Linked DNA regions of Mus musculus: all the other regions are linked to region 1. The links are chromatin loops, found by intact Hi-C in ENCODE. Cell type or tissue: heart. All regions are shown on one strand.

The links. Peaks named below come from ENCODE experiments on the same cell type or tissue, not always from the same donor. Only the 100,000 strongest peaks of a DNase experiment are listed, where the experiment ranks them.
Region 2: a loop joins it to region 1, with 7 times the contacts of the local background. A loop is called at or near these places in 2 of 42 quality-filtered maps.
Region 3: it touches region 1 in a loop (2.3-fold over the local background); 2 of 42 quality-filtered maps call a loop at or near these places.
Region 4: a loop joins it to region 1, with 8 times the contacts of the local background. A loop is called at or near these places in 9 of 42 quality-filtered maps.

Annotation. Positions count from the first base shown.
Region 1 is chr11:75,456,622-75,464,621 of GRCm38, reverse strand. It overlaps Mir22hg (Mir22 host gene (non-protein coding)), which reads right to left and starts at 3,083. Exons shown (of 3, transcript NR_030711.1): 1 at 2,867-3,083; 2 at 765-929. It overlaps Mir22 (microRNA 22), which reads right to left and starts at 906; the gene lies at 812-906. In heart, a CTCF peak has its summit at 6,248 (motif pointing right); DNase peaks (open chromatin) are centred at 1,501, 2,091, 3,121, 4,071 and 5 weaker places; H3K4me3 peaks cover 4,331 bases; H3K27ac peaks cover 5,177 bases.
Region 2 is chr11:74,825,989-74,833,988 of GRCm38, reverse strand. It overlaps Mnt (max binding protein), which reads right to left and starts at 3,065. Exons shown (of 6, transcript NM_010813.3): 1 at 2,588-3,065. The coding sequence starts at 2,660. It also overlaps a transcript of Mettl16 not described here. In heart, CTCF peaks have their summits at 3,023 and 4,021; DNase peaks (open chromatin) are centred at 988, 1,728, 3,128, 3,578 and 7 weaker places; H3K4me3 peaks cover 4,896 bases; H3K27ac peaks cover 4,585 bases.
Region 3 is chr11:75,344,090-75,352,089 of GRCm38, reverse strand. It overlaps Rpa1 (replication protein A1), which reads left to right and starts at 3,707. Exons shown (of 17, transcript NM_026653.2): 1 at 3,707-3,864. The coding sequence starts at 3,832. It overlaps Smyd4 (SET and MYND domain containing 4), which reads right to left and starts at 3,657. Exons shown (of 11, transcript NM_001102611.1): 1 at 3,339-3,657; 2 at 2,276-2,421. The coding sequence starts at 2,409. In heart, no CTCF peak of the experiment used is centred here; a DNase peak (open chromatin) is centred at 3,589; H3K4me3 peaks cover 2,110 bases; H3K27ac peaks cover 1,744 bases.
Region 4 is chr11:75,505,882-75,513,881 of GRCm38, reverse strand. It overlaps Prpf8 (pre-mRNA processing factor 8), which reads right to left. Exons shown (of 42, transcript NM_138659.2): 37 at 7,313-7,552; 38 at 7,077-7,218; 39 at 5,468-5,608; 40 at 5,222-5,361; 41 at 4,913-5,115; 42 at 4,435-4,747. The coding sequence ends at 4,593. Rilp (Rab interacting lysosomal protein) reads right to left here and starts at 3,788. Exons shown (of 8, transcript NM_001029938.2): 1 at 3,510-3,788; 2 at 3,345-3,438; 3 at 3,144-3,250; 4 at 2,875-3,060; 5 at 2,448-2,593; 6 at 1,980-2,102; 7 at 1,448-1,531; 8 at 714-1,183. The coding sequence starts at 3,734. The coding sequence ends at 1,039. Scarf1 (scavenger receptor class F, member 1) reads right to left here and starts at 341. Exons shown (of 11, transcript NM_001004157.2): 1 at 192-341. The coding sequence starts at 304. In heart, CTCF peaks have their summits at 3,028 (motif pointing right) and 3,643; DNase peaks (open chromatin) are centred at 371, 2,431, 3,081, 3,891 and 3 weaker places; H3K4me3 peaks cover 2,425 bases; H3K27ac peaks cover 2,770 bases.

The DNA of each region.
Region 1 (8,000 bases):
AGAAGAGAAGAGCCCAGGCTCTGAGTCACCACTGGTGGACTTTTAATGCCCTCCTGCCTACTTATCTATGGGATTCCCCATTATACAGGTGGAAAAATCCACAGGTGTAAGGGTAAGTACCCCTAAACCCAAAATCTGGGCCAGACTAAAAATAAATAAAGAAATGTAAATACAGCCGGGCGGTGGTGGCACACGCCTTTAATCCCAGCACTTGGGAGGCAGAGGCAGGCAGATTTCTGAGTTCGAGGCCAGCCTAGTCTACAAAGTGAGTTCCAGGACAGCCAGGGCTATACAGAGAAACCCTGTCTCGAAAGACAAACAAACAAATAAACAAAAAAAGTAAATACACAAATGACTACTTAGAACGGAGTTTCAATGTCCCCCTTCCTGAGTACATTTACTTTTGGACCTCATGGAAAGGAAAGTGTGTGTGTGTGTGTGTGTGTGTATGTGTGTGTATGTGTGTGTGTGTGTGTGTGTGTGTGTGTGTGTGTTGGCATGGTGATGATGAAGATAAGAAAGGCAGGCCTACAAGGAAGTCTCAGTAAACAGACAGACTTTTCCTTCTATTTCTTCCCACTGCCACACAGACATCAACTAATCTTGGGGAGGTGGAGTCACCTATTCCCCAATTTATAGACAGTGCCTTTAACCTAAATCTTTCACTGGGCCAGTGGGGGTAAGGGCTCCCCAGAGGACCAGGGTTTCCCTCCCATAAAGCCATCACCCCAGCTGTCCAGACCTTCCCACCCCAGTTCTGTCACCTTCCGGATGATAGGCAAAGCTGCTGCTTCTCCTCTTCCTCCACGAAGCCAGGGGCAGAGGGCAACAGTTCTTCAACTGGCAGCTTTAGCTGGGTCAGGACATAAAGCTTGCCACTGAAGAACTACTGCGGCTCAGCCAGGTGAGGGTGTGGGAGGCACAGGTTCCTAAAAGGAAGGGGAGGAAAAAAAAAAACAGGAAAGCTGGGTGACAGGGCCAGCGACCCAGAGGCCATCCAAACCTGGCTCTAGCTGACTTTCAGTACCTTCTAATGAGGGGTTCTTGAATAAGAAGCAAGAGGCTTCTAAATGCACTTGCTTTGTGCCCCTTTACAGACTAGGAGCTGGCAACTCTTGGCAACCTGCTAAGGAGCCCAGCATCTTCGGCATTCAAAGGGCAGGGTGTAGAACCCAAGTCCCAAGTTAAAAAAAAAAATGTACTTCAGAAATATGAGCTCTGTGATCAACTCAAATGACTTGTTCTTAGGGAATTCAGCAGCAAGGAGGGTTTGTGTAGGGTTAGAAATGGGAGGGGCACTAGAGTTGGAAGGTCAGCAGGGGCTCTCAGGAGTCTGAGGGAGGACAGCTGACCAAAGGCAGGAGGGGAGGGAGGTATGGGTAGGGTGGCTGGGCAGCTTCCTCAGGACTAGAGATGCCAGGCATTCCGCTTGCACATTCCGGGTACATCTGGTATGAATTCCAGGCTGTCTGCCGGCCCCTCCACGTCTGAACTTTGTTCCAAGTTCCAAGCCCCGCCCCCACAGTTCCAACGCATGAATCAGCAGTAAAAGCCGGGGCCCTACAGCATGGCTCAGGGAGGGGGCTGGGGGCGTGGCAGGCTAGAGGGCTGGGAGCCCGAGAGGGTGGTTCTGCACAGTCAGTCCAAGGACATGGCCACTGCCAGATAGAAGGGCCAAGGAGACTTTGCCTTGGGATTTCTATTTTCAGAGAGTGGAAAGATTACACTAGGGTGGGCAACTTTCAAATTCCAAAAGCCTCTTGGGAAGTATAAACTTTGTCGGATCTTCCTTCTCCTAGGTGATCAGTCTCTGTCCACTTCTCTCTGCCCAGGATAGCTCTGTTCAGGCCACAGGGTTCACTGGCTGCTGAGAGTTTGTGCCAAGCAGGTGCCCTTGGCTGCGGGGCGGGGTGGGCCCAGGGCACTGACCCTCTGACCAGCTGCTCCATCAACTCTCTGGCACCATGACAGCTTCTAGCCTACTCTAACAGCCAGGGTGACAGGCCAAATGAGTTGGAGACTGAAACTAGGGCCAGAGGGAGGTGGGAACGTTAGCCTAACCGGAGGCCGTGGGGAGGGGCCAAGAGTTGGCCAGGAGGTGGGGAGAGAGGGAGCCCAGCGATGACTAACCCAGGCGCCCCACCCAGCCAGCCGGCTTCCCAGGCAGTCAGGCCAAGCCCGGGCTAGGGGCCTCTCTACCGGACATACTAGGGGGGAGGTGCAAAGGTGACCTTCTCTCTGTCCAAGACAGCCAGTTAGGCTGGGAGGGGGGGTGCGGGTAGAGTTTCCAGGCACTCCTCCTGTCCGCCCCCCCAACCTCCGCCCAACCCGCGGTGAAACCCTAACCTTTGGGTTGCATAAGGCCTCCGCACCGCCGCCCCCTACTCCTTTCCCCTCCCCCCTTACATAACATCCCCGGGAGGGAACGAGAGGAGGGGCCGGACCGCCCAGCGACCCCTTCCCTGCCAGGGACTTGAACTGGCCCTGACCCAGTCAGCGCCGGTAGAGGCAATGCACCTCCGCACCCCTCGCTCGTCCAGATCCTCCCTAGGCTAAATGGTCAGCTCGGGCATCCTCAAACCAAAGGGCGTCGGGGTTAGACGCCCCCGGCCCTCTGGCCTCTCATATTCCTCCCCAGTTACTTCTCCAAACCTTCTGCCACGACTCCTGTCCGGGACTCTCTCTTTAAACGTCCAGACACACTACTCGGGAGAGTCCAGGCTCCTCTCCCAAGAGCGCCCCTGTCCCCGCCGCCCCCTCTCCCCTCCCCCAGAAGGGCAGGGTGTGGCCGTCAGGACCCTACTTTCCCCATCACCCGGTTACCGCGGTTCCCCCCGGGATGACCGGGTCCCCAGATCACACCCACCTGATGCTGGGTGCGGGGGTTGCTGTGGACAGAGGAGCAAAATCACTGCGACCTGTCCGCACGGCCGACCGCTCTGTCTCTTCCCAGCGCCCAGCACACACCGGCTCCAGTCTCCGATCAGCTGGCGGCGTCGTGACGCACGAGCTGCGAATGAACCACCCAGGGCCAATCACCGCCCATTGCTGGGCAACGTGACCACACCCACTCGGGGGCGCCAGCACCTCTGCTTACTCCCGCCCATTCAGGCGTCTGGGCTCTGATTGGCAAGGAGGCCACCCCCTTGCCTGGAGGAGCTTCTCTAAGCCACGCCTACCAACTAACCAACTGGCCAATGGCTGAAAAGGTGTGGCTAACCCTCGGCCTAGGCGACTTGCTTAGACCAGCTTTACGTCAAACTACAGTTTAAAGAGCAGAAGGAAGTATAGGCGTGTATTTTTGCAGTGCATTCCGGTCAATGAAGTTCTTACGGTGACACTCAGCTTCCCAGAATGCAGCGCGCTCTGTGAGTTGGCATTTTTAAACTGATCTCTGACTCGGTCGCGGGGAAGTCCTTAAAGGGCTACAGCCCCTCCTTCTTGGAACTTCTTTTAGCCTCAAAACTGATTCACAGGAGGCCTGAGCTAAGCGAAGGTGGAGCACGCGAAGCAACAGGAGTGAGTAGAACTAAAGATGGAAGCCAGCCACCGATGCAGCAGAACACCCGAAGTCTTTTTTTTTTTCCACAAATAGGACTTTTTTTTTTTCGGGGTATAGGGACCACTGTCACTCGCACGGCCCCAGTCTTCACTGGAGAGCTAGCTCGAGGTCTTCGGGGTATAGGGACAAATGTCACCCGCACAGGCCCAATCTTCACTGGAGGTCTAGTCTATCCCTCGTGGGTTTAGTGAAATCTTTTCTAGTGAATGTCTCGTCTTAGTCGCTGAAGAGCCCACGGCTTCTCAAGGGGCACGTTCTTAACAAAGGATTCGCCCTCACTTTTAGAGAGGAAGCGTCTTTTTAAAAATTAGGGGAAGATCTTTACCAAAGTAGTATCAACCAGAAACCCGGTTCTAAGATTAACACCCATTCAGTCCCGCCCTCCGAAACGCTTCTCTGACTCAGGCCTACTTAGGGAAGTGATTTCAAAGGTGGAGACCAATGAAGAGGCGGCTCCTTCCCTAGGGGCCAATCAGAGTCTGAAAGGCGGGGGATGGGCAAAAACCGAAATGAACCCAATGACTTGGCAAAAGCTGCTGAATTGCTTATTTAAAGGGACAAGACTGGGACCACCTCTTCACTCCCTCCCCACCCCCAAAGAGAAACTTGTGGCCTGGGGTTCTTGACTTTTGAGTCATTTCTAAGAGCATCTAAGCTTTCTAAGTGAGAGCATCTGAGACAAAGAAATGAGAGGGAAGCCTGAGATAGCCGCTTCTGTGTTAAATTAAGTATGGGCTCCACTAAGGTGACTGCTGGGCTTGCTTCAAATCCTGAGTTCAACGTTCAGAATATTGTGTCTTTAAGGAGACTTCCTGCCTTCCGCCCCAGTAACAGCTGATTGTTCGACCCCAGGGGACGAATCAGCCCTAACCACATCCTCCTTCTTACGTGTCTGTCCTTCTCCATCTCCTTTTTTCTGCCCTTCCCCCTCAACCCCGCCATGGGTGGTAATGGAACCCCAACCATAGCGGGTAAAATGTATGCTTCTCATGATCTTTTCTTCATCAACCCAAGAGTGACGCCTCTCCCCAACATCTGTCCCTTACTTATTCAGACTTCTGAGGAGATTGGAATGGGAGATATTTCCTGTCACCACTGTCAGTTAGTGGGGAGGCCACTGCTGGGGAGCCTGTCCTGGCGGCCGGCTGAATGTGGGTGCTCCAGGGGCTCCTGCGGATGATGCAGGGAAACTGAGCCCAAGCCTAAACAAGAAAGGCTGTGGAAGATAAGCCTAGTGGGTCAGAATCCAGTCTCCTGGACCAGCTCTTTGCTGCTTCAGTTGCTCTCTTCCTTCCTAGGTCAGCTGATTGATGGGGTCCTCCTGCCTTTACCCACTCACCCCACTTTTAACTTCTCAGATGCCACTTATCTTTGACTTTTAACCCACTCCTGGGAAGACCCAGGTAAATGTGTTGCCCCAGCTCCAAGCTGGAGTCAGGGTCACTCCAGGACAAACTTAGTGCGAAGTCCCGGGACTGACTTGGCAGAGTTGGGGGAAATTGAGCAGGGCTCTAGCCAAGCTTGGAAGAAAGAAAAGTTTCAACAAGCTGCCCTATTCTCCATTATCCCTAGCATAGGAGCCCTGTTCCCTCCTCACTCGAGGCCTCTGTGGTGGCCCTTCTGATTTTATTCCACTCTCTAACCTCCTCCCACCCACCTCAAGGCCAAATGACAGGGTTTCAGCCTGAGATTTCTCAACCTTAGCACTGTTGATGTTTTGATCGAGAGAATTTATGTACATGGCTGCCCTGTTCATAGTAGGAAGGTCAGTACCACCCTGGCCTCTACCCTAGGTGCCAGTAGCACATGATCCCAATTATGACGACCAGAAGTGTCCCCAAATATCCCCTGGGGAGTCCAAATCCACCCTGGTTGAGAACCACTGAATTAGCCAAACAAATTCCAGTTCCAGTGCTGACTGGCAGTGAGCTTCGGAATGGTGTTTTCTTCATCTACAAAACAGTGTAGATAATAAAATTTGTGGTTTCTTGTAGGGGGTTAAGAAGAAACTTCTTGAAACCACTTAGCACAGTAGAAATCCAGCAGACCCACAGTTGGCACATTTGCTGTCAGCTTCTTTCTTGCTGACCTCACTTGGCATGGGCTGGTGGCCCACAGGCAGCTGCCGTTTTCCTCAGTGACTAGCCAAAATGGGTACTTCTGGAAACACAATACTGAAGTAGGCGAAGGGAAGTGACTAACGTTCCGCCCCAGATTCTGTAAACCCCATGGGTGCTTGTGCAGGGATTCGGTAGATAAGAGCTAGGGTGAGAGAGAGGGAAGTGGGGAGAACAGTCACAGAGAATTATTTTCATCGTCATCATTATTATTCATGGGAAGCACGTCTCTCGCCACTGAGTTATAGCCATGTGCACCCAAAGCCTTTCTTTTTCTAGATGGGCCTTGAATAACTAACTGTTCATCAGAGTTCTACTACTGCCACCACCACCACCACCACCACCACCACCACCCAGGGTGCTTAACAAAGTGCAGGCTCCAAGGTCTCATTGCATACTAAGTCAGAAATACACCTTTAAGCCAAGAAGTTTCCTAAAGTTCAGATGGAGGAAGGCTCAGTGCCTTAGAAATTTCTGAGCCAGGTCCCAGCCATGAAAGGACATCTCTAGAGTCAGCAGAGAGAGAACAAGAGGTAAACTGAAATACAGTCAAGATCACCAGTGTAGTATACAGCCAGCACCACTAGAGGGCAGGGAATACAGACAGGGAGAGGGGTGGGGGAGGAAACAGTTTTTGATCAGGTAACATGTAAATTTTAGATAAACTGAGGCCGGAGCCAAGAGCAGGCCAATCCAATTCTGTTGGTAACAAGATCAGCCCAGTGGTCTTCGTGGAGGAAGCTTTAAACTCCCAAAGCCCATCTCCACCGGAAGGCTACACCTCCCCATCACCTCTCCAGCCAATACTGCCAACTGGGGACCGAGTATTCACACACCCGAGCTGATGGGAAACTTTTCTCTCATTCAAACAACCGTATCACCTCTGGGTATAGAGCTGCTCACACACCTTGTGGGTACACCTGGGTAAACAGAGTTGAAAGGAGACTTAGGAAAGACACCAGACTGTCCGGCAGTACTGTTGGGGTTCACTTTTTTGTTTGTTTTTTGTTTTTGGAGACAGGGTTTCTCTGTGTAGCCCTGGCTGTCCTGGAACTCACTCTGTAGACCAGGCTGGCTTCGAACTCAGAAAATCTGCCTGCCTCTGCCTCCCAAGTGCTGGGATTAAAGGCGTGTGCCACCATGCCCGGCAATACATTTATTTCTTTTTGAGATAGGATATCATGTAGCCAAGGTTGGTCCTCAAACTCACAACATAGCCAAGGATGACTTTGAATTTCTGATCCTCCCACCTCTGCCTCCTAAGTGGAGTTTTACACCATCAGTCTATCATCCCAGCAGGAGGCAGAAGCAAGTTCAAGGCCAGCCTAATTTACACATTGAGTTCTAGGACAGCCAAGACTACATCACACCATGTCACAAAACGTCAAAGCAAAACAAAGTAAGGAGCTATAATCCCAAGTGGGACTACTACTTCAGTGTACCGGCTTGAAACACTGGTTTTAAAAATTGGTCTGGATTTGAGTCCTGTCTCAGGTGGATGGCAGTGGAGGCAGCGGCGGCGGTGTTGTCGTCGTTGTTGTCTTCTTCTTCTTCTTCTTCTTCTTCTTCTTCTTCTTCTCCTCCTCCTCCTCCTCCTCCTCCTCCTCCTCCTCCTCCTCCTCCTCACGTTCCTCCTCCATCTTCTTTGTTTTTCTGAGACAAGTTTCTCTGTGTAGCCTTGGCTGTCCTGGAACTAGCTCTGTACACCAGGCTGACCTTGAAGCCCAGAGATCTGTGTGCCTTTGCCTCCAGAGTGTTGGGCTAAAGGCATGTTCCACTGCTGTATGGCATTCAAGTTTCTTATGAGATCTTTAACAAGTTTACCAAAGGTGGTTGGTTAGCTTCCTCATTCTAAATAGGTGTGAAAAGAGCCCCTAACTGTTTTGCTTTGACGTTTTGTGACATGGTATGATGTAGTCTTGGCTGTCCTAGAACTGGAAATGTGTAAATCAGGCTGGCCTTGAACTTGCTTCTGCCTCCTGCTGGGGTTACAGGCTTGAGCCACCATGACAGCTTTAGCAATAGCTTTGTAAATCCACAGTGTCAAGCTGGATATGATGGCACATGCTTGCAATACTAACCTCCAAAGATTCCCTGAACTCGAGTTGGTGAAATAGTCCACCAGGTAAAAGAGCTTGCTGCCCAAGCCTGAATCTGATTCCCTGGTCACATGCTTTAAGGAAAGAACTTGCCGAAGATGTCCTCTGAGTGCCACGTGTACCGATGCATGCTTGCAGCCACCCACACACCCACACAAGTGCACTGTCTCACACAGTGAGAACAGCAAGTGAACAAACAAACAAGCCGGGGGGGGGGGGATT
Region 2 (8,000 bases), 630 kb after region 1:
GGCAAAACCCAGGCTCAACCCTCCTCTGGGCACTAGCACGGCCTTGGCCTTTCCTCTCTGTCATCCTTGCTTAAATGTGCATCACACCCCCGGGTTCATCACGTGACCAAGCTGGTCCACGGCAGGCTTGACCTTGTAGGTGGGAATGGAGAGGACAAGAGAACCCTGCTCAGAGCTGGACATCTGAAGTAAGTATCTCAGAGCATGAGCAGTTCTGGTCGGCAAGTTGGTATCACCTGTGGAGGTTTTAGCCCGTGGGAACCACATCTGGTCTTGAGTTCTTGGAGTAGATTTGGCTCACCAGTCCCCACCTATCTATCCTTTAAGACCCTTTGGTCCAACACCAGCTAGCTGTGACCTGAGTGCTGAACTCTGCTTCTCCCCACCTCTCACTATTTGGGGGAAGGGCTGTGTGATTTCTTAAGGGGGCTTTTCCCAGGTTCCTCTGCAGAGGCGCATCCACCAACCCACATGCCCTTACAGGTAGGCTTAACAGAGCACAGCAGAAGGGGGGGGGGGGGCTTCACCCTTTTTCTATATGGCTTGGAAGGTGAAATAAGAGTTCCCCAGAGGCAACAGTAGGGTCAATCCTGTTCCTCTCTCCAAGACTGCCTGATTACATGGGGGGGGGGGGGTATGATTGGTATTCCTGATCTGCATTGTGTTGACGGTAGCAGCAGATGACTCTTCCTCTCAAACTCTTCAATTTTCCCCCTCCCCACATCCGCCGCTGAGAGGGGTATACTAGTCGCTCTGGTTAACCACCAGCACTTGCTTGACCCTGCTCTGGACTCAAAACACAAAGGGGAGGGACATGTGGACAGATACCCCAGCCATCCATTCTGCAAAAAACCTAAGCACTTGGGTCTTGCAAATCTCCAGTGACTCCTGACCTTGAGTGGCTACTCGGTCTGACAAGGCCTGCGAACCTGCAGCTCCTCCGCCCCTTGCGGGCTACCACTCCTCCCGCCCCACCGCGCGGAACAAGCTGCAGGCGCGCGCGCGCCTTTGTGCGCGGGCACACAACACACACACTACTACCTCCTGCATGACTCATCACTGAAGCAACAATAGGCAGAAAGAAAGGGAAGGAGGGCGAAGAACTCCACCACAACACTACCGACTGAAGGGTTCTGAGGGGGTAGGGGAACCAGGAATCCCTAGGAACTGCACACACACTGCTTCAGAACTGAGGCCCTCACAAGAGGCTGGAAAGCGGGGGTCTTTTCCCTTCGGCCCCTATTTAAGCAGCACTCGAAGGCTAGGGACCATAGCCAAAGCGGGTGGATGACAGTCTCATAAACCCTCTTTTAGCCTCTGAGGGCGCGCCAAAGTTTACCCTTCTTAGGCGAGCTTATAACAATGTGGCCGGGTTGTTGCCAGAAGGGCTTAGGGACACTGTTAGTGGGTCAGTGAGATGTTACTTATAGATGTCACCCTGAGATTCTGAGGATTCCCTCGCTACAGGATCAAAAACAGGAGGATCCAGCAAGAGCCTAGGTGAACATAGCTCCTCCTACCCAGGGCAAAGGCTCTCCCTGGGAGATGGCCAGCAACCAGAGCTGGAGGCCAACCCGACTCCAGGCCCCTCGCCAGCCCCGCCCAGACCCCGCCCCTAGGCAACCGCGAGGCGGTGAGGAGGGGCCGGGCCGCACAGTCCCCAGCGGGAGTGTCCCCCGTGCACGTGGTCGGGGGCGGGGCCTGACTACGTCAGCAGTCCGGGTAACCAACGGGCTTGGGACGCAGGCACACGCAACATTCCAGCCAAGAGCGGGTTTGAAACGCGCAGACACGCCACATTCCACACCGGCTAAAGCAGGGCAAGGCAGGGGGGCCTAGGGCTGCCCCCAGCGACCCGCGGGACACTCACATGCACCCAATCAGCGCAGCTCTCAGCCAAAGCTAGACGTGCGACCCAGCCCAGCTCTGGGAGGCGGGGTCAGGCGGGGCTGGCCAGGATCATAAGACACGCGATGTCATTTCATTCTGCAAAGGCCGCCTCCGCCCCAAGCAGCGCGTAGATCTGCCGGGAGCGCTCCCCGCACCCTCCAGCCCAGGCCAGGGAATCCGAAGAGCAGCTCGGCGTAGAGTATTCCCCACCCCCACTCAGTTACGCACACGCCCACTCGTGTGCTGTACAAACACACCCGTGTACAGGTCCGTTCATCCGCTCTTCCCCGGTTCCCATCACACATCATCTTGGTGCTCACACGCAAGCACACGCGGGTCTGCCACCCCCACACATCAACATCCCTCTCCCCATCCCCCGGTTCACACATCCTCAATGGTAGCGAGGGCGCCGCCCGCCCACAACTAAGGGGCCCCCCACTGAAGGTGTACGGGGGTGCCAGTCAGCTAGGGTGGTACCCGCAGAAACTGGGTCCTTCTTTGCATGTTAATGAATTCATTAATTATTTTCAACGTTCGCATCACTCCTCCCGGACGGCAGCTCTTGCGGGGAGTTTGTGCCCGGCTTTTTAGGTCGCGCCATAGAGGGGCCTCCCTGCGATTTCCAGTGGGTTCAGGGATCGGGGTCACTGGCCTCCCCTTCTGCCCAGTGCCCCAGGGGCCCAGCCGGGCCGCTCACCACGTGCTCTCTGTTGTTGCTGCGCTTGCCATTCCAGGAAGCGGGCCGCCTCCAGTAGCGTCTCTATGCTCATCGCGGCGAGAGCAGCCGGGGGCGCGCCGGGGCCGAGGCTGCGGCCCGCGAGCCAAGCACAGGTCAGGCTGGCGGGCCGGCAGGAGGGAGGGATCACCTCCGGGGGGCGACAGGGCTGGGCGGCGCAGCGCACTCCTCAGAAAAGAACGGGGGAGCACGGGGAGAAAAATCAATGTCTCCCAAAATATTTGCAAAATAAAAATTTGCAAATTAAAAAAATTTTGATGCAAAAAATAAAAAAGGCGGCACTGCCTTCTTCCTTCCTTCTTCCTCTTCCTCCCTTCCGATGCCTCCCGCCCCGCGGCCCCCGGAGTCCCGCCGACAAGAAAGGGCTTTGCAACAAGATGGCGAGGAGGCACCGACACACACAACAAGGGAAGGAGCCGCGCTGCCCCCGGCCGCCGCCCCCGCTACTACACCGGGGCCGCAGCCAAAGCCCGGACCGGAGCCCCCGCCCGCAGGGCCGCGGCGTCTCACTGAGGGCGGGGCCGCGCCAGGGATGGCCCCGCCCACCGCGCGCGCACACGTGGCTTGGGTGGGGGTGAGAAGATGGAACCAGGCTTCCTCGCTGTTTCCGCTTTCCCTACTTGCCCCTCCTCTCCGTGGCCAGCCACAAGTTAAACGGGGTTTGCGTGCTTAGGGCATTCACGGCGGGATCTGCCTTGCTGAGAGAATGGGAAGCCCAAGGCTTCGGTTAGCTGAGACAGCGGTGACACAGGTCAGGGAGACCTATAGTCTGACCCCTAGGTCTCTTCGCCCCACGTAGACACGACCTAAATCCCGCAGCCGTCCGGTCTGTCGCAATTCCCCCCGGGATCCGCCCCTGGGCGGAGCTGACAGCAGGCTGCTAGAGTCCTGACAGAGGGACGGGAGAGCTGATCCCGTTCCGGATTTTGTCTCTGTTCCTCCCCCCGCAGTGCGTTCGCATCCTATTAGGCTACATCACCAGGCCGCCCGCCAATGGGCGGGCAGGACAACACGGCATGGAGCAGCTCCACATGGACACCCCGCGCCGCCAGCCTTCGGTTTAAAGGGACAGTGTCTACAGGGTCGTATTAGCGGGTGCGGATAGGGCCACCGGGTGACGGAAGGGTGAGACACCTACAGGGGAATTCCGCAGTCCATCCCCTGCTTTACATTACCCTCCCATTCAAAACCAGGGCTTACTTCCCTTCTCCTAAATTCTTTGTCCACCGGTTTCTGATATGGGTGGGGACTAAAAGTGTGCCACTCTAGAGGGCACCTCGTTGTTGGGCCCCGGCACCAGTAATCAAAAGGAGAAGCGTCCAAAGCCCAGGCCGAGGAGGCGTGGCCTAAATCAGGAACAACAACGTGGAGGGCGGAAGCCGCGCGCTACCCTAGCGGCCCGCTGGGCGCGGGGCGGGGTCGCTCACTGTGTTGGGTTGGAACCGCGCACTCTCCTAAGCTCGCCAGTCAGTCTTTATCTTGGCTGCAGGGCTTAGGACTGTCCCTAGGTACAGTCAGAAAGATCTTTGAAGTCAGCTTGCCCAAATCATTGCACTTTGCAGGTAAGAAAACTGAGGCCCAAGTGAAGGGACTACTCCAACTGCTCCTTGTTCATTGAGCAACTCGTAGTCTAGTCAGACCTCTCTCAACCGCCAGCTGCCTCTTACCACCTCGGGTCCTCGCAAAAGTGAAGAACTATCAAACTGCAGTTCAGGAAGGGGGCTGAGCACTTACATCTTCTTGATTAGGACAACAAAAATATCCTACATCTGGAACTCTCTTTGGTGGAAAGCCATACAATCTCCATTCGTACAGTTAGCATTGAAAAGCACTAGAATATTATGGGCACAACGAAGCCGATGCAATTACTCTCAGTGCTAGGGATAGTCAGTTACCTGTTAATGCTTCAACCTCCATGGTAGCCAATGCAAGGGAAATGGAGACATGCCAGTCGGTGCTTTCAGGATCTTGGGCTCCATCGCACAGCACCGGAAACCCAACCATAAGATCGTAGAGCGGGCCACCGTGACAATCCAACCTATCCAACATTACCTGCCTACTTCAGGAGCTGCCAGGAACACAGAACAAAAGAGGGTGGCGGGTCTCCCTTCCCCTTCAGGTTTATCCTAGAGAAAGACACCCGGCACAGCTGAATGGAGTCTTTGATCTTGATGTATTGAACTGTAGCGTGTGAACCTGAGCATGAATAACTCTTATGCAAATGTCCAGTGTCACTAAGAAGCTAAAGCAAAGGAAAATACTAGGGATATACTAGGTAACATTCATTTAACAAGCACATGCCAGACAACTGGCTAAGTATGTTTATAGGTAAGACCAGGTGATCTTTAGTGAGAAGGTAGACTCTTGAGAGCCCAGTTGTCTACAGGTTAAGCAGCCTTTTCTTAGAAGCCTACAGGGGTGCAGGCTCTGCCTTTCCATCCTGGTGTCTACTTGCTTTGGGTGTTATTGCACCTGACCTACACATACTACAGAACATGGAGATGCCAGAGGTGGCGCTACCGGCCTTTTTGTTGTTGTTTTGCATGGAAGCCAACACCATTCACTCAAACTGTCCAGCTTGTCCTGTCTCCCTCAAGTGGCCCACAGCAATCATACAAAGCCAAGTGCTTCTAATCTTGTGAAGGACCAGTTCTGTGACAAAAAAGAAATTACTTTTCTGAGCAGTATTTTGAAAGCATCTCCCTTCTCTCAGGGAGAGGAAGTGAAAGTGGAATGAAGGCACACTTGAATGCTGGCCTTTCCCTTGCCCCCAGTACCCCATCTGCTTCAGGGCTTAGCAGAGATGCTTGCTATTTAAAACAAACAGCCTTACAGGCTTCACATGATCATGTTTATTTAGGTCACATGGGGACAGCAGTCAGGAGATGTTAGGCAAAACCAAGGATTTAGAAAGGCATTTGCAAGGCCTGTTATTGCCTTTAGGAGCCTAAAAATGGCCACCAGATTTTTCTCATCAACCAAGGTTTCTGGAAGTTCAGGAGTGGACAGTGGGGAGGTGAGACACCTAGAGGGAGGCACAGAAGAGGGAAATGAATGGGAGGGCTGTTTTAGTTTCCTGTTCCAATGGGTGGAGCCAGGGCATAAGTTGGCAAGCACATTCACTCAAGGGAAAGTCTAGTTTGATGTTTCAGCAAAAGCTTCGCTGGGTTGGAGAATGATCCCAGAGCCAGCCATCTTCTAAAACGTACTCAAGTCCTGTTGTGTCTTTTCTAGCTGCTGAGGATGTCTGGGTCAGGAGGGCAACAGGATCTTCTATCACTTTTTCATGCAGATTTCCAACGCCTTCCTTCTGTCTTGTGCTATTCCTCAATGCCTACTGCTCATTCCATAGCAAGCCTTCCTCCCTTGTCTGTGCTGAGTTCCTGTCCTCGTACCATTCATCCCGACAGAGCCACACACTTACAGCTCCAGTGCTCTAGGAAATGACTTCCCTGACCACAATGGGATGTGGGAACGGGTGTGGAGCTCAATACACACATATTCACACTATTCATACTATTCTAGGAGACGCCCCATCCTTTTAGCCTTGACTTGGTATCTTGATTAGTTTTAGGTAACTTTTCACCAGTCATAATTAAAACAAGGCCAAAGGGAAAGAGCCATCTATAAATAAGGGACATTAGACAGCTATGCTCAGGGATACACTAGGTAACATTCATTTAACAAGCACATGCCAGACAACTGGCTAAGTATGTTTATAGGTAAGACCAGGTGATCTTTAGTGAGACGGTAGCATTGGCTTGTACACTCACATCAGGAAGAATTCATTTTGTTGTTCTCCATATTGGATACAGCAAGAGACAATGCAACTACTCCAGGCACTGCAGGCTATGAAATACTAAGTTTAAGTCGGGCTCCTAGATCTCAATTTCCTCCAACCAGGCATGGTGGCTCACACCTTACCACCTCAAAACCTGGGCTCACGCAGAGGGATGGCTTCCCAGCTTTTGAGGCCTGCTTGGACTACAAAATGAGACCGTTTCCAAAACACACCAAACAACATCGAAGAAATGAAGTGTGTTTGGGGCTGGGCTACCCTGAACCCAAGTCTTAAAGGCATCAGGATAATCGTAAGTTATGCTGGCAGAGGTACCCTTGTGAGGCCATCTGTCCAGTCATCAGTGAAGAAGGCTCCCCAGAGTCTATACTTCCCCTTCCCAAACTGGTACAGCTTACGTCCTCCTCCTGTCTAACCTACTTCCCTGCACTTCCTCACTGCATGTCACCGCTGGAAGAGCGTGATTACAAGGTCTAAGATCCCAAGAAAAGGTGATCTTATCAAAGGTCACCAAGCTGTCAAGTTGAAAACTGGCCTGATCCTCTTTTCTATCTGGGCTAGTCAAATCTGGGCAAGTACTATCTGTATGGGGTCCAGAGTCCCTGCAAGTCTCCCGGAAGTGAGTGGACAAGGAAAGAAAGCACACATGCGTACGCACACACCATTGCTAAAAACAGATAATCATTAACTCTGCTTAGTGTCGTTCCATATGCAGGTTTAGTCTGTGAATGGTTTGCCTTGGAAGAAGCTCTGACTGAGCCTGACCAGTGACAGAGGTGAAGGGTAGAGCTTTATCCAGGCACCCATCCTGGGTATGAGTACTGAGTAATACAGAGACGGAGCTCAGGCTCCAGGCCAGCCTGGTCTACAGAGTGAGTTTCAGGACAGCCAGGGCTACACAGAGAAACCCTGTCTTGAAAAACAAAAACAAAAACAAACAAACAAACAAACAAAAAAAAAAAAAGGAAGAGAAAGAAGGGGAGCTCAGAAACAAGAAAGGAAGAGCCTTTGCCTCGGTTTCTCTAAGCACCTTGCTGTCTTCTCTGGAGTGGAAGCTGTGGGTGCCAGGGGGTGAAAGAAGCTGATCCATTGTTAAGGCATAGGGAAGCATGAGGACTTCAGACTTGCCTTTGAAGGAAAAAGGATGTGGCTTCCGGAGTCAATTAATTCAGGTCAAGGGAGTGGGTCCTGGCAGAGCTGTGAGTAAAGAGAGGCGGAGTCACACAGTGTGACTCAAGAGGCAGCTGGATCACTCAGGGGTGGAGATGTGCTGAGATAGGGAAGGTCCTCTCAAGGCAGAGGGCTGAAACAATGTCAGTGCTCTCGAAAGGCCTACTATGGGGTTCATACCTAACAGGCAATAGAACAGCCTCCCGTGGGCAGTGCTGGCGCCACTCTTCAGGGCTTATCGGCCACAAGCTACCTTGAGGTTCCACTTCCAGGTTGGGAATGGGCAGGGGAGGGAGTCAAAGAATACAGTGTACATATCTATCCCCTGCCTGTCCTGTGCCCGTCCCCACTGGTGGCTTTACATGGCACTTTATTGGCCATTTCTGAAGACACTCTGTGATAACT
Region 3 (8,000 bases), 110 kb after region 1:
CCATTTTCTTATTGAGGTTACTGCTTCTCTGCTTCTACCCTGGCTCCTTCTGCTGCCTATCCTTGACACAGCAGACAAGCAGTTCTTTAAAGCAGGGCTCAGGACCAGTGAGACTGATCGGCTCTGGTGGCACTTCCTGCCATGACTGATGATCTAAGGTTAAGCCTAGAACCCACGAGGTAGAAGCAAAGGACCTACTCTCCAAAGCCGTCCTCTGACCACCATGTGTAAACTGCACATGTACATGCATGCACATGGTACACACACATACACAGAAGTAAAAAGAGATTTAAATTGAAAATCATTAAAAAGAAAAATCAGGGCTCAGCAAACTTTCCGTGTAGAAAACTAGAGTACTTAGGCTTTGAAAGCCAAGAAGTGGATATTAATTATAGTTATTCATTATAGCAGAGATTTCTAAAACCTTTTGACAAAACTAAAAAATATAACAGAGTGTATTTTTTTTGTAATGTAAGTTTACTAATGGCAGCAGTGGGATTAGTTTCTTTTTTAGATTATTGTTATTATTTTTATTAATTATTAGTGTTTTTGTGTTTATTCATATTCCACAGCATGTGTGTGGAATTGGATTTCTGCTTCCACCTTTGTGTGGGTCCTAGAGATTGAACTCAAGTCATCAAGCTTGCACAGTAGGTGGTCAGGCTTACACAGTAGGTGGTCAGGCTTGTATCTTTGGAAGGCAAGCATTTTACTTCCTGTGCCAGCTCACTGGCCTTCTTTGTTTAAAAAAAGAAAAAAAAAGTCCTTTTTTGTTTAATTAGGGTTCATGGCCAGTGCTCTTTATCTTAAAATCAACTGCAAACTTTTATCTGGTAAAAAGCCATCCTTAGCTGTGGTCCTAGGAGAAAAACATACAGTTGGATGGCTTTATCCTGCAGGCTTAGTTTGATCATCTCTCTTTGAAGATATAATCAGCTCACATCACACTCAAGCCTCTGCCAACGAGTTTTCTACTTCTGTTCAACAAACTACCCAAGCTGAGCAGCTCCAAACAACAGCCAGTTATGATCCTCACAGTCCGGTGGGTCAGAAGCCTAAGCGGGCGTGGCTACCTCGCTGCTATTGCCTGACCCTGCTCGGTGCATCCACATTCACATCCTTTCCTGGTGAGTGTGGTTCTTTGACTGGTTTTGTTCCAATTTTTAGTATATGTGCTGCTGAAACAATCTTTTTGCCTCTGCCTCCAGACTGCAGGGATTAATGTTCTTGACTGCCACAGAGCACTAATATTTACTGAACATGTGATCATGTGGTGCTCAGCACTCTTGCACCCAAGGCTCGGGGAACATGGAGGAAGAGGGGGTGGAAAGATTCCAAGAACCAGAGGAAGAAGAAAGTCAGAGGTGAGACTGCATCTCCTAGAAATGTCAGGGACATTTCTAGACCTCTGAAGTCTCAAGAACAAGGCCTGAAAGTCTTATTTATATAGGTTAACCTGAAAGGGGAAAAAATTCTTACAGGGGTCCAACGTTAGACAAAGAACTCTAAGCAACTAAGGAATGTTGGGGGGGGGGTAGTCTTCCCCAGGGAACACTCCTCTACCCTTCAAGCCCCACCCAAGCTGGTTATCCAAAACAAACTGGTCAGTCCTGAAGCCATATACGCACAAGTAACATCATATGGATGGGCAGATTGCATTTAGGAATACACACATACACACACACAACTTAAAAAGAGAGGCCATGAATTTAAGAGAGAGCAAAGCAAAGTGGGAAGGGGTACATGGGAAGGTTGGAGGCAGGAAGTAGGGAAATGATGTAATTATATTTTAATTTCAGATAATTAAAAATTAAAAAATAAGATTTGCTGAGTAAATGAGACTTCTACCTATGTATACATTTACTAGGTTGTGATATAAAATGTCTATCTCACCAGTGAATGCAGTCCATAGAATTTGAAAATTTCTGGGTCTCAACTAAACAATTGCTAGGGTTCTTTCTCACTATTAGTACTGAATGAGCTTCTATGGGCAGCTACACAACCTGCACCATATCCTTTGAGTGACAGCACTGGGACGACAGCAAGATACTAAATTACTTAAGTATAACACATACCAAAAGAGGAAAGCAGTTATGCCTACCCATTCTATAATCACAGACTAGGGAGAAACGTGAAAACCAACAGTAACTGCTAAATGCCCCATACTATAAAAAATATAAAGCTACTCTCTCCTATAAAAAAGAGATATTCAGACCAAATGACAAGGCAGAACATTTTCCAGACCAAAATTTCCCTGAAGTTTCCATTCACTTACTGAAGAAGGGAAGAAGAAGGAAGGAAGATGTCGCTCAAAGTCTCTGCTGTAGAAATTGTGTCCTGCACAGACTTCGGGAGTGAAGCCCACTTCTTAAGTAGGTAGGACTTCCATTCATCCACCGGTAGATCCATGCTGCCGCAGCTCTGTAAAGTCAGAACATGAAGATTCAGCTTTCTATTAATGCATAGTTCTAGAAAATCGAGATTTCATCCTACCAAGTGACACGCAACCAAAATCATTTCTTCTGGGGTTTTCTATAGCTGTTGATATGCTGAAGGAGAGTTAATCTGTGGTGTGGTACCAATTCACCCAGACATATTCTTTGGAACTGTTTGAGAAACTATAGTAGGTTGTGGTTGTACAAACAGAGATCAAAATACCAGTAGATGGCTACTATTCCAGTCTTTCTAGACCTGTTTACCTTAGTTGCCCAAAGTTTTCCAGACTTCTTACTCCAGCAACTATGAAGTTAAATATTTTCATTTCTTAGACGGCTCAGTTTTCTGTTTTGATCTCCAGGTCTTTCTTTCAGTTCATATAGCCTCTCTCCCTTTTTATTTTTATTACTTTTTTTTTTTGAGACCGGATCTTATGTTAGCCTGGCTGGCTTCGAACTCAGAGATCTGCCTGCTTTTACCTCGAATGCCACCACGCCTGGGTCCCAAATTTTGATTTTTCAGGGTCTCATTTAGTTCAGGTTGACCTCGAACTCAACGGTGTTAAGGGTGACCTTGAACTTTTGCTGCTTCTACATCCCAAAGGCTGGGATTACAAACAGATCAGAGCCAGCCAGCACGCCAGGCTCTCCAATACTTTTGCATAGGCCATTTGGGCTTTTAGGAACATCACTATCCTCACTGGAATCCACCTGACAAATTTCTACACACACTTTAACTCAGTTCAAACCGCATCGCCTCTCGAAAGCCTGATTGATTTTTGACCCCCACTCTGGAGCTCCACATGTGTGGCCCATATCGCGTCTACCATCCTTGAGGCTGGGTTCCTTGCGGCCACAACTCTCAGGTGGAACTCAAGAGGGCGGAGACTGAGTCTGATTTACCTTGTTTATCCCACAGTGCCAAGCTCTGGGCCTGGCACCGGCGCCGGGCACGCACTGCGTGAAGAAGTACCCAGGTCACTGCTTTGACTATATTTAGCAGCAGTTACCAGGGGAGAGCTCCGACTGTTCCCTGGGTTGCCATTCTGTCTGTCCGCCAAAGGACTGGGCGGGCAAAGTTCCGACAGCTGGCGGGGGAACAACTCAGTAGCACCGCGCTGACACAGGCGCACTGCGACCCAGCGCCCCGCCCTCACGTCCCGCCATCCCGCCACTAGGCCTCGAACCCGGCCTCGGAAGAGTCACGTGCTCTGCCTGCCGCGCGGTAGCCAATGCGGTGGCTATCGGCGTCTAGGCCCGCCCCTCGCACCGCGCTCACGCTGGGGGCGGATCGGCACGCACAGTTGCTCTAGCCAATCGTTGAGCAGCCCGCGGGACCCCGGCAGAGAAGCTCAGGCGGTGCAAGAGCGCGAGCGCGGGAGTTAGCGGTGCAGCCATGGTGGGACACCTGAGCGAGGGGGCCATCGAGGTAAGGAGACGACCCTGAGCGGGCTCGATGGCCCTAGCAGCGCGGCCTTGGAGCGGTGCAAAGAGGACCCGGGGAGGGAGCCGCTGTCGATCGGGAGAGCGTCAGGGAGGAAATTATACGGCCGCGGGGGAGCATCCCGGGGTCTCTAAGACCATCAGAGGATGCTGGAGGCAACCCGGTACTGGCAGAAGAACTCACGAGTTTTTTTAGTTTGTTTACATCTAAGAAAACAAGACAAATAAACATGCCGCTGTCTATCTTCGGCGGCCTCTGTTTCCTCCCTTTCTCCATCACCCCAAACTTTTTGGACTTGTTTTCGGCTGTTTTACTTCTTTTACATCCTCCTAACTCATTATTGCTACTAGACATCTCTCTGGTCACGAGAGAGAAAACGCTGACCGAAGTCACCAGTGGCTTCCCAGTAGCCAAATCAGAAGACATTTTAAAATTTTTCAGCCGACCTAATTGTTTGAGCTTGTTGGCTTCTTTCTGCTAACACTCCTCTCTTGCTAGTGTTCTGTGTTTCATGTTGACAACTTTTTCCTTATTTTACCGGCAAACCCCATAGATTTTTTTGTCGAGCCAAGGCCCTCTGCAGACTAGTTTATAGCCCTTCACCTGCATGTTATTAATTCTTTCCTGCTGAGCTTCCTTCGATCTGCCCTCTATCTTCAAAGTCATTTTCAATTGAACATATATCAGAGCAAATCCTTTATGTCCCTCTAAGTCTGAATTTTAAAAAAGAGTGTGTGTGCGCGTGCGCCAGTGTGTAGTATGTACACATATGTATGACATCTTGGGGATGGCGAATGTGCGTCGGATGCCAGAGGACAACTCTGGGACGTTGTTTCTCTTCCCACTCCGCTGTGGATTCTGTGGATTGAGCTCAGGTAGCTGGGCTTACACAGCAGGCACCTCTACCACAGAGCATCCTTTTGCCCGACTCTGGACACCTAGTCCATCACCAGTTGAAGTATATTTTAACTCCACACTTAACTTTTCCATCCCCACTGGAATAGTCTTTTTTTTTTTTAAAGATTTATTTATTGATTATATGTAAGTACACTGTAGCTGTCTTCATACACTCCAGAAGAGGGAGTCAGATCTTGTTACGGATGGTTGTGAGCCACCATGTGGTTGCTGGGATTTGAACTCCTGACCTTCGGAAGAGCAGTCGGGTGCTCTTACCCACTGAGCCATCTCACCAGCCCTGGAATAGTCTTTTGTTGGCTGAACTAGTCAATTTCAGTCAGCACACTCTTCTCACAGTCTCCTTGCCAGGCCTTGTTTGTTTTTTTCTTTTTAAATATATTTTTGCTCTAGAGGCCATTGATAGTTCCAGTTTCTTTTGCTACCACAGTGTTCCTGTTCAGCTCAGTTGTTACTGAGTTGGTTGGCAAAGTAACTAGCCCAAATCCATGCATTTGGAGACTCCAACTCCTTTTTGTTCACTTATGTATGGCTTTGGGCAACATTCCAAACTCTTTCCCTTGTTTGTAAAAATGAGGCTGAAGCCGAGCAAGGGGCTAGTTGGAGGACTGAGTTTCTAGATTTAGTGTTTAGCTTCTGCTAGTACAGCTAGCAATCATCACAGGTGTACATGTTTATTTGGTAAATATTAGCTACTTTGTATTTCATTCAGGAGATTGTAGAGACTGTAGCCTGCAGCTACTTTCAGTCCCCCTTTAGGGTGATATCCCAGTATCTGGCAAGTTTTAGTCCCTAGATAATGTTTGCTAGTTGTGTGAATGACTAAAATCATGAAAAGCCTGGGACAGACATCTAAGCAGCTTAGAAGAAAAGAAGAGGGGAAACAGTTGTCAGAATGGAGGTATTTGAATACGTTAGGGCTGTAGAAATGTTGAACTGGAATGTGAAGCTTGGATTGTTCTGAATTTTAAGAGGCTGCCACCTTGGACCCTTAAGGCAATTGCAAATAATTCTTTACTTTTATAACGAACGTTTATAAGGTTGTTTGAATAATTTGCTGAGTTTTCTTTAAATAAAAATATTTTAGAAAGCTATTTCCAATATTGAAGTATTACTTAGACTTCATTCATAGATAAATTTGCAGTTTTTTTTCTTTCTTTACATGTTTTGTTCATAAATAAAATAGTGTTTTGTTTTAAAGACTATCCCTACTATCCTAGAACTTGCTATGTAGACCAGGCCGGCCTTGAACTCAAGCCCACGTACTGGGGCTAAAGATGTTCCACCATGCCAGGATCCGTAGTGTTGTGTTTTGTTTTGTTTGTGTTGATGGTGATGGAGTGTAGAGACCATTGGTTGCCTGATGATTAGCGAACAAAAGTGTCAGCACAAAAGCTTCAGGCCCCAGTGGTTAAGCAAACAGTGGAAAATGGAAGCACTAGGGCCCAAAGTTATAAAATGTAACTGTAGTGATAAGTAGAAGTACAAGGCTCTATTTACTCAGACCAGGCTGGCCTCCAACTCAGAGATCCACCTGCCTCTGCCTCCCAAGTGCTGGGATTAAAGGCATGCACCACCACCCAGCTTCTAGTATACATTAAAAGACTCATTTACTTATGTATTTTATGCATATGGATGTTTTGTCTACATGTAACCTGCATGCCTGAAGAGGGTGTTAGATTGCGTTGATATAGACAGTTGTGAGCCACCATTTGAGTGCTGGGAATTGAACCCAGGACCTCTGGGAAGAGCAGCCAATGCTTTTAATCCATCTCTCCAGCCCAATTTAAAGTCCTTTTTTTTTTTTTTTTTTGAGACAGGGTTTCTCTGTATAGCCCTGGCTGTCCTGGAACTCACTCTGTAGACCAGGCTGCCTTCGAATTCAGAAATCTGCCTGCCTCTGCCTCCTGAGTGCTGGGGTTAAAGGCGTGTGCCACCTTGCCTGGTATTTTATTTCATTTTTTTAATTATTATTTTATGTACATTGGTGTTCCACTGCCTGTGAGTCTGTGAGGGTGTCAGATCCCCTAGAATTAGATGACAGACAGTTGTGATTGCCACCTGGGTGCTTGGGAGTGAACTCCAGTCCTTTGGCAGCAGCCACTGTTCTTAACTGACTCTCCAGCCCCTAAAGTACTTTTAAATGTTCCAGAGAAAAAGTAATAAAATTGAAACCAAGTACTAACCTGCATACAGTTTTAAAGATAACTAGGCCGTTAATGAAGCTATTGACTTTATGTGAAATTAATTGACTTTTGTTTCACCTTGCCCAGTGTTTTAAAACGGGGTCTTGCCATGTGGTGAGTATATAGATAGCCTTTACTCACTGTGTAGTCCAGGCTGGCTTCCAATTCTGTTAGTCCTCCTACCTCTTCCTCCTGAGTGGTGGTAGGGTCACAGGTGTGAGCTATCACACCCAAGCCAGAAACAACTTTTCAAAGAAAAAGTTGTCCATGGGGGGCCTGTAAGATGGCTCAGTAAAGCACCTACCACCAAGCCTAACAGAGTCTGATCCCCAGGACCTACAGGGTGGAAAGAGGAGACTGAATTTTGCAATTTTGCAAGTTGAGCACGCGCGCATACACACACACACACACACACACACACGCAAGATGAATAAAGATTAAAAAACAACAGCCAGAACTCCGCTGGATGGGTTCTGTGGAACATTCCCATAAATTCCCATAAACAAAGAACTCTTAAGGCAGAATTTGAAAGTTGACACTATGTAGTAAGAAAAAAGGAAACTGATAAAAAAAAGTCCAAGGCTATAGCTCAGTTGGTAGAGTATTACTTAGTTTGCCTAACTTAATCCCCAGCACCGCACAAAAGTAATTTGATGGTTGGTCCAGATCAGTGATGTCCCAACTTGAGAGGTAGCAGTAGAGGGGTTGATACTTAGCTACATAGTGAGTTCATTGGGTTTGCTTTGGTTGGTGGTTTGCTTTTTTTTTTTTTTTTTTTTTTTTTTTAAAAGCACTGTCACGCTACACAGATTGGCTTTGAACTTCTGGCCTCAGTCATTTCCTGTTTCTGCCTGCCAAGTAGCTGGGACTACAGGCTTTATATATAAATATATATTTGGCTATTATAAATGAAGATGCTTTGAACATTTATATACAGATCTTTATGCATATAAATATTTAAATATATTGCATATAAATTATTCATAATATATACATAAATTATGTAATATGTATTAAATT
Region 4 (8,000 bases), 49 kb before region 1:
GTATCCATGTCCCCAACCCTCCTTTTTCCCTTCCCTGACCTTCCCACCATCTGCGTGACCATCTATCATCTGCCAGGCTGCCTCTCAAAGTCCCTTTCTTGAGGCCCATGACCCTCCCACCCACCTCTTTATTTTCCAAAATACCCAACACTAGTCAGCCACCATACCAGCCGGACTCCCAGAAGACCCACCTGCTGCCTTTACAGACGTGCTGACCAGCAGGGTCTAGCGTGGATCCCTGGGTCCCCTGAGTCCAGAGCAGCAACAGTGAGAACACCAGCTCTAGTCCCATGGCGGCCAGCATGGTAGGAGGGCCTGGTTTGATCTGGTCCCCACAGCTCCCAACCCCCTCCCTGCTTCCTCCCAAGGCTTTTCCTGAGGAAGCCAGGATAGAGGGGCGGGCTGCTACGAGGCACCTCCCCGAGAGGGCAGGCAGCTTAGCACATAGAAACGAAAGGGAAAATAGGGCTGATGGTGAAAACTGAGTGGATTTAGGCAGGAGAGGGCCAAAAGATTGAAGCCACAGGTCCCTGAAACACTAGAGATAGGCAAAGGAATAGGGTGGGGGTAGGAGCCATACCCCCCAAATAAGGAGACGTTCCTTATCCTCAGTGAGGAGCAGAGGAGACCTTCTAAAGAAACATCACCATTGTTCCTGGCAGGGCTGGGACCTAACATGGACCACCGACAGACAGACAGACAGACTGAGAACATTTTAGGGGTATTATGGTTATTTATTGCACTGGTCACCTGCACAAGCCCCAGCGAGGCAGGCAGGCAGGCAGGCAGTCCTCTGTCTCACAATGGGGAAAAGCAGAGCTCAGAGATCCCTTTATGTCTGTAAAGTGTGGTACAGAGATGTCAAGAATGGGAGACAGGCTGACGTTCCACCATAGCTAGTACAGGCGAGGTTTAAGTGGGGAGCCACATCCTCATTTGAGGTCACACATCCACACACAGTTAGCTGGAATCCAGAGTTAAGCCTCCTGCATAGCTGAAGCCCTCAGACCAAGATGTTCATTGAAAGCAGGGGACTAGTCAGGAGTTGGGGGCTGGAGGGCTGTTCACAGGCTGCAGGTGGGGTTGCTGTGGGGTCTCTTCTCCTTTCTGTAGGCTGCTGGAAGCTGGGTTGCTGGTCTCGGCTTCAGGGGCCTCAGTTTCACCCCGATACCATAAGCCAAAGCTGGAAGGGAAGCCAAGAGAGGTGCATTGAGCCGGGGAGGCAGAGATGTCAAGGATGCAGGCCGAGGGTCCAGAAAGGTGAAAAGGGGGTTCTGGAGGAAAGAGGACAGCATAGGTCACAGGGAAATGAAGGCACAGAGGACAGAGAAGCAGGTGGGAAGACAGATCTTAGAACAGCGTGAAAGGCAGTGGAGTGGAAAGAAAGAGTGGAGAAGATCCAGGCAGGCCCCTCCTTCACCTTCCTCCCTCCCCTCCTCCAACATACAAATTCTGGATTCTGGACTCAGGAACTAGGGGAACATCTTCCTTGTCGTTGGAGAGCAGGAGCCACGAGCCATCCTCATCCTCACTAGGATAAAGAAATGAAAGGGCTGTATATCAGGGCCTAAGGGATACTATGAGTCCAGCTTGTGTGGAACCTCCTGAAGGACTTTCAGGAACATCAGGGGAGGATGGAGTGACTACAGAGGCCTCAGGGCTGGAGAGGGGACAGTGAGGGGATCAGGGACTCTTTATAACCAGGCAGACAACAGCCCCTCACAAGACTGCATAGCTTCCTTTAGTAAAGAGATCCAGCCAAGGAAGGAAACATGAGTCTGGAGAAGTAGCATGGACAGTTTCTTCAGCAGGAGGCATAGCAGCCGGGGCAAGCGGGAGCAGTGGATTCCAGAGGAAAGGACGGCAGCTGGAGAGCAGGCTGAGTGAGGTGCCAGGCACAGCTAAGTTGTATCACTGGGCACAGCAGAACTGCAGCAGGCCAAGGGGTTCGTTTGGTGAGCACAGAGGCAGGATCTTACCTGCTCTCTGCTTCTTCAGGTGTCCCTAACATCTTGGCCTTGATCTTCCTCCTCTGTTTCTTGACTGCCACCTTCATGGCTTCAAGCAGAAGCCCAGGAACACGGTGATCTGTGAGCAGCTCTCTAGAGAAGCAGGAAGGGAAGAAAGTGGGAAGGCCAACAGGAGGTGTCAATCAAGTACCTGAGCTCTGCTCACTGTTTCCCCTGGAAACCCGTGAAAGCTCTATACCGCCAACACCTCTGAAATGAGCTTAGATGGCCCCTCCTAAGGATAAGGCTTGCTGCTTCAGTTTGGTGACCCCTGGTGCTGCCCTGTTTGAGTGAGGTTCCAGAAGGGCAAGGACTGTGGAAGTTACTTCTTCCCAGTGCCTGAGCAGGACCCTGGCAATTGTCACTGCTGATCTATAAACGATCCAAAAAATAAGGTGGGGTGACCAGGAACAGGCATCCTGGCTTCCAGTCCCTCACCGCTGGAAGTACGCCAACTCCTCCTTGAGCAAGAACACGTTGGCTTTGAGCTCATTCCGCTCCTGAAGGATTTGCTTAAGCTCTTCCCTGCTGAATCCACACTGGACAGCTTCTGGAAGGTTCCCTGGCTGCTTCTGAGTATCCACCTGTACAAGGTCAGGAATGGTCAGAGAGCAGTCTGTCTTAGCTCTTCCCTAAGTCCCAGCGCTCACAATAATATTATGGGAAGTGTCTGCTGGGAAAACTTAGAGGACAAAGTTGCTGCTACATAGGTGTACATAGCACACAACTGCTGTTGCTACCTTCCAACTTCCTGGGTACCTTCTATACTGCATGGTACATCCATGCCAGGTAAACCCAGGCTGGGTCATCAACTGCTGAATGCTGTGAGCTCTGGGATGTATTTTGACTTCGCTCCGTCTCTTACCGGGTCATCTGAGGTTGCCGCATCAGGTTCCAAGCTCTGTTCTTTAGCCAGCTGGCTGGAGCCATCCTGAGCTATCTGGCGCTCCCTCTCCCGGTCCTGGGCGGCCCTCAACTGGGTCTGCACTGCAGCCAGCTTGTGCCGCAGCTCAGAGTTGATCAGCAGGAGGCGCTGTAGCTGTTCCTGCAGCTAGGGGGTGGAGCGAGAGAGCTAGGGGCGGGGCTCCGAGGGCCGTAGCGGCCCCACCCCACTCCGCCTGGCCCCGCCCTCACCGCTTCGGTCTCTTGGCTTCGGCGCTGCAGATCTCGGTTGTGTGCCCGAAGCTCATCCCGCTGTCTGTCTGTCACCTCCTTGAGCTGTCGGAGCAGCGCGCGCTCCTCTGAGGAAGGGGTGTCTTTAGCACTACCGATCTCTGGGGTACGCAGGCCCCGGCTGCCCCCAGCTCGCTCTGCTCCGGTGGGACCCTCACTCACCCTGCGGCCCGGAGCCTAGCTCCTGGCGGAGGCGTTGGTTCTCCTCGCGCAGCCGCCGCAGCTCCACTTCTGCCTGCTGTGCGGACACCTGCAGCTGGGGGAGCCAGGGGTCTCAGGGTTAGGCCTGCCGGCTCTCAGGGGTAAAAGGAGGAGCCGGTGACTCACCGAGTCCGGAGCCGGCCCCACGGCGGCCTTTTCCAAGAGCTCCAGCGCCCGCACGACTAGTGGCACCAGCCCAGCCGCCGCGTCGGGTCCGAAGCGGCGTGCCAGCCCCTGTAGCTCAGTGCCCAGAGCCCCCGCTAGATGGTACACGAGCTCGGCGGCTGACCCTGCGCCCACTGAAGAAGAGGCCTGACTGGGTAGCCTGGGCGCTGCCCTCCTGGGCTCCATTTTTTCCTCTCTTAAGGTCAAAAGCCACCCACACCCTTAACTGGTGCAGGAAAAAGCTTAACAGTTCCGGCCCAGGAAGTTTAGGGCCATAAGGGGCGGGGTAGAAGCAACCCGGGAGGAACAAATAGGGAAAAAGGCCCTGGAGTGGGAGAGTGCTCTGGGCTCCCTGTGCCCTACAAGGTCACTGGATACAGGTCGGCCAACTTCCAGGCAGGTATCCAAGAGTTGAGGACTAGAGCTGTAAGTGGTCACTTCAGGCAAGCCCTCCCCATAGCGCCTGACCCGGGCTCCACCCCTGGACTTGGCTGCCAAGAGGTGAAAGACTGAAGGTCAGCAAACAGCCTCTACTGGACTGCAGGGACAGTCACTTAAGTATGTTCCCCCACTAGGAACCACACAGTTTACAAAAATGAACGAGACCGGGCACTACAGCTATAGGAGGACCACACAGTCCAAGAAGTGATGTTGAAAATAGGTAGACTCCAAGTACTTTTACAGAGAAACCAGCAAATATGCTCAAAGTAATAAGCCAGCCCCAACTCAGCTCCCTGAGTCTAGGGAGCCTCTAAGCCTCCAGCGGAGAAGGCCTCAAGGCTCTGAAGGCAGGGCCCAGTACCTTGCTGTCAACTGCCCAAGCTAGTCCCCAATCCTCAAACGCCTATGCCCAGAATTTGACCTCATAACAGCAAGAAAACAAAAGCACTATTTATAAAATTTATTACATTTTGTTCAGGATTACAATCTATCAACAACACAAGCACAGAACGCAAAGGGGCTGACTGCTGAATGTCAGCAGCTTGTCTGGGGAGGGCGTTCAAGAGGCTCCAGGCTTTGGGGATCTGAAGCAGAAGGAAGTAACTAGGCATAGAGGTCCTCTCTGTCTGCAGAGTAGACCTCACCCTCCTGCAGAAGGGCGAAGTTGAGGAAGTGGGAGGGCCTGTGGACCTCATGGTAGAATTCCTTGGGGTTTGCCAGCTGCAGCTCGTATTTCATGTTGGGATCATGTCGAACACCTAATGGGAGGGGAAACATCAGAAGTTAATAAGGTTCTGCCTGCCTCACCCAGCCTGGGCCCCTGGACCGTTTCCAAGGCAGCCAGACCTCAAGATGACAAGATGACCAAGCATGCTGGTCACCTGTCTCTACCCCACACTTCCTAGGCACACACAACCACGTACCCATAAAGTTGTAGTTCCAGGAGGACTGGGCGGGGACCATGAAGAAGCCGAGGAATCGGTCAGACAGGAGCATCTGAACCCTCTCGTAGTGCGAGGGTAGGTAGCCTTTGGGGTTGTTGCCTTTGTCTGTGTTCTGCCGGCCCCACTCATACCCACTGGGTGTCAGCTTGTAGGCTGTCAGTGTGCAGGAGCCTGGTGTGAAGCTGGGGTGGGGGGGACAGGGACAGGGTAAGCGCTCAAGCCACCAATCCAGGTCCTGGCCTGCAATGCCTGCTCTATAATATTTCCACCCAAGAGGCCCACACCAACCTGCACGTGATGATAATAGTCTTCTCCCCATCCCAAGATGGGTTGTCAGCCATGATTTTGGCATGAGTGGTGACATCTTGGGGTGATAGCTGGGGGGATTCATTGGGCTGAGTGTGGATCCAACCTAAGGGTTCCATCTCCTGTAGGCAAACAGCAATAAAGAGATGTTCAACCCATCTGCAGACAAATGTCCCCCATTAGGGTAGCACGACAGTGAGTGCACTCCCAGGCTCCACCACCACTAACCTTGAGGTACTCATGCTGGGGCAGCTGGCTGGGCAGGTGCACAGTCTGGTGCGTGCCCCACTGCGGCACCATCACAATACAACGGATCTCCTTCACCTGAGGGTTATCTGGAGGGCTCACCCCATACAGGTATCCTGCAATCTAGAGATGAGATCAGAAGGTATTCTTAGTACCAACCCAGAATGCCAGAAGTTTTTAAAATTTTATTGTTGGGGCTGGAGAGATGGCTCACTGGTTAAGAGTACTGGTTGCTCTTCCAGAGGACCTGCCACATGGTGGCCTACAACTGTCTGCAACTCCAGTTTTAGGACCTTCTTTTGCTCTCTACAGGTACTGCCTGAATATGGTGTACAGAAAAAACTCCTACATACAAAAATATTTTTAGCCGGGCGTGGTGTCACACACCTTTAATCCCAGCACTTGGGAGGCAGAGGCAGGTGGATTTCTGAGTTCGAGACCCGCCTGGTCTACAAAGCGAGTTCCAGGACAGCCAGGGCTACACAGAGAAACCCTGTCTCAAAAACAAAAATGTTTTTAATGTATTATTATTCTGTATGGCACTGAGTGTATGTGAAGGTCAGAGGAAAATTCTATGGGACAGGCTCTCCTTTCACCTATACAGGGGTTCTGGAGCATCAAACTCAGCTTGTCCGGCTCCTGTGAGAAGTGCTTCACCCACTGAGCCACCTCAGCGGCCTCAGGGTTTTTTTCTTCTCAAGAAACCAAACCCAGGTGTGCATAGGTAATGCATCCCGGGTAAGCATTCTGTGGTTGAGCTTTCTCTATATCTGTAGCCTTTTTTTTTTTTTTAAAGATTTATTTATTTATTATATGTAAGTACACTGTAGCTATCTTCAGACACTCCAGAAGAGGGTGTCAGATCTCACTGCAGATGGTTGTGAGCCACCATGTGGTTGCTGGGATTTGAACTCAGCACCTCTGGAAGGGCAGTCAGTGCTCTTAACCACTGAGCCATCTGTCTCTCTGTCTCTCTCTCTCTGTCTCTCTCTCTCTCTCTCTGAAACAGGGTCTCGCTATGTAGCTCTGGCTGTCTTGGAACTCACTATGTAGACCAAGTTGGCCTCGAACTCACATAGAACTCTGTTATAAAAGAACTTTTCTTTAAAAAAATATATATTAATTTCCTTTATGTATGTGGGTATACTGTCACTGTCTTCAGACACAGCAGAAGAGGGCATCAGGTCCTAGTTTTACAAAATGTTTTGATACCCCTTTGTGCTGTCTTTTTAAAGTTATTCATTCATCCATAAATTTTGAAATAAGCACCTCAAAAAAAAACCGGGCGTGGTGGCGCATGCTTTTAATCCCAGCACTTGGGAGGCAGAGGCAGGCAGATCTCTGAGTTCAAGACCAGCCTGGTCTACAGAGTGAGTTCCAAGACAGCCAGGGCTATACAGAGAAACCCTGTCTCAAAAAAAAAAAAAAAAAAAACAAAAAACAAAAAAAAAAAAAAAAAGAAAGAAAAAAGAAAAAGAAAAAGAAAAAGAAAGAAAGAAGCACCTCAAAGGTTCTGGAACTCTCAAGTGAATTTCAGACGCAGACTAAGTGGGCTCACACTGTGGTCCAGGTGTGTGCCATAGCTACTCACTTGGGCACGAAGATCAGATATGCAGATGAACTTCTTAAGCACGTTTTTCGGAAGAATGTACGTATAACCAGTCTCCTTAATGTCATCAGATGAAACATAAATATGATTGGTCCGCAGATGCAGGTTGGCAGCAGAGATGGCCCTAAAGGACAGACAGGGAATGCCAGCATCTCAGCGCAAGCCCATGCAGCAACATCAACAGGCCTGCCCATCCCACCTTCATGCCTCCACGGTACCTGACTCTCCATTCAGTCTTTGATGAGAAGGTCTGGGTCTCATAGTTGCTAGTGGTTGAAGTGATAATCTCGTCACCGTGCTTGTTGACAGTTCGAGTCTGTGTAGCAGTGAGCTGGGACTGTTCCTTGGTCTGCTTTTCAATCTCAGCTATCTGCTGCCGCTGCTGCGATGGCGCCGAGATCTCCATTCCCAGGATGATGTCTCGAATTTCTGACTGTGTCAGTGACGCCACATTCACGCTGTGGGGACACTGAGAGTTAAAAGAGAAGGAGCTCTTCCTTCCCACAAGTCCCTTTTGTCCTGATGACAAAGTAGACTTGGGGAGACAGTGGGTATACTCTGCCAAGATAATCCTCAAGTAAGATTTCTTTTTTTGTTGTTTAAAGATTTATTTATTTTATTTATATAAGTACACTGTAGCTGTCTTCAGACACTCCAGAAGAGGGAGTCAGATCTCGTTACAGATGGCTCTCCAGCCGGTAACATTTCTTTTTAATTTTTAAATGTATCTGCTCTGGAGGAGGAAGCCATGTATCACATTGCAAATGCAGAGGTCAAAGTTAGAGAAGGTTTCTCCTCCTCCTGTGGGTTCTAGAGATTGAACTCCTGATAGCAAGCACCTGTACCCCTGGACCTGAAGACGCTGTCACACTGTGGAGACTCCCTACAGCCAAGCAGCACCACACT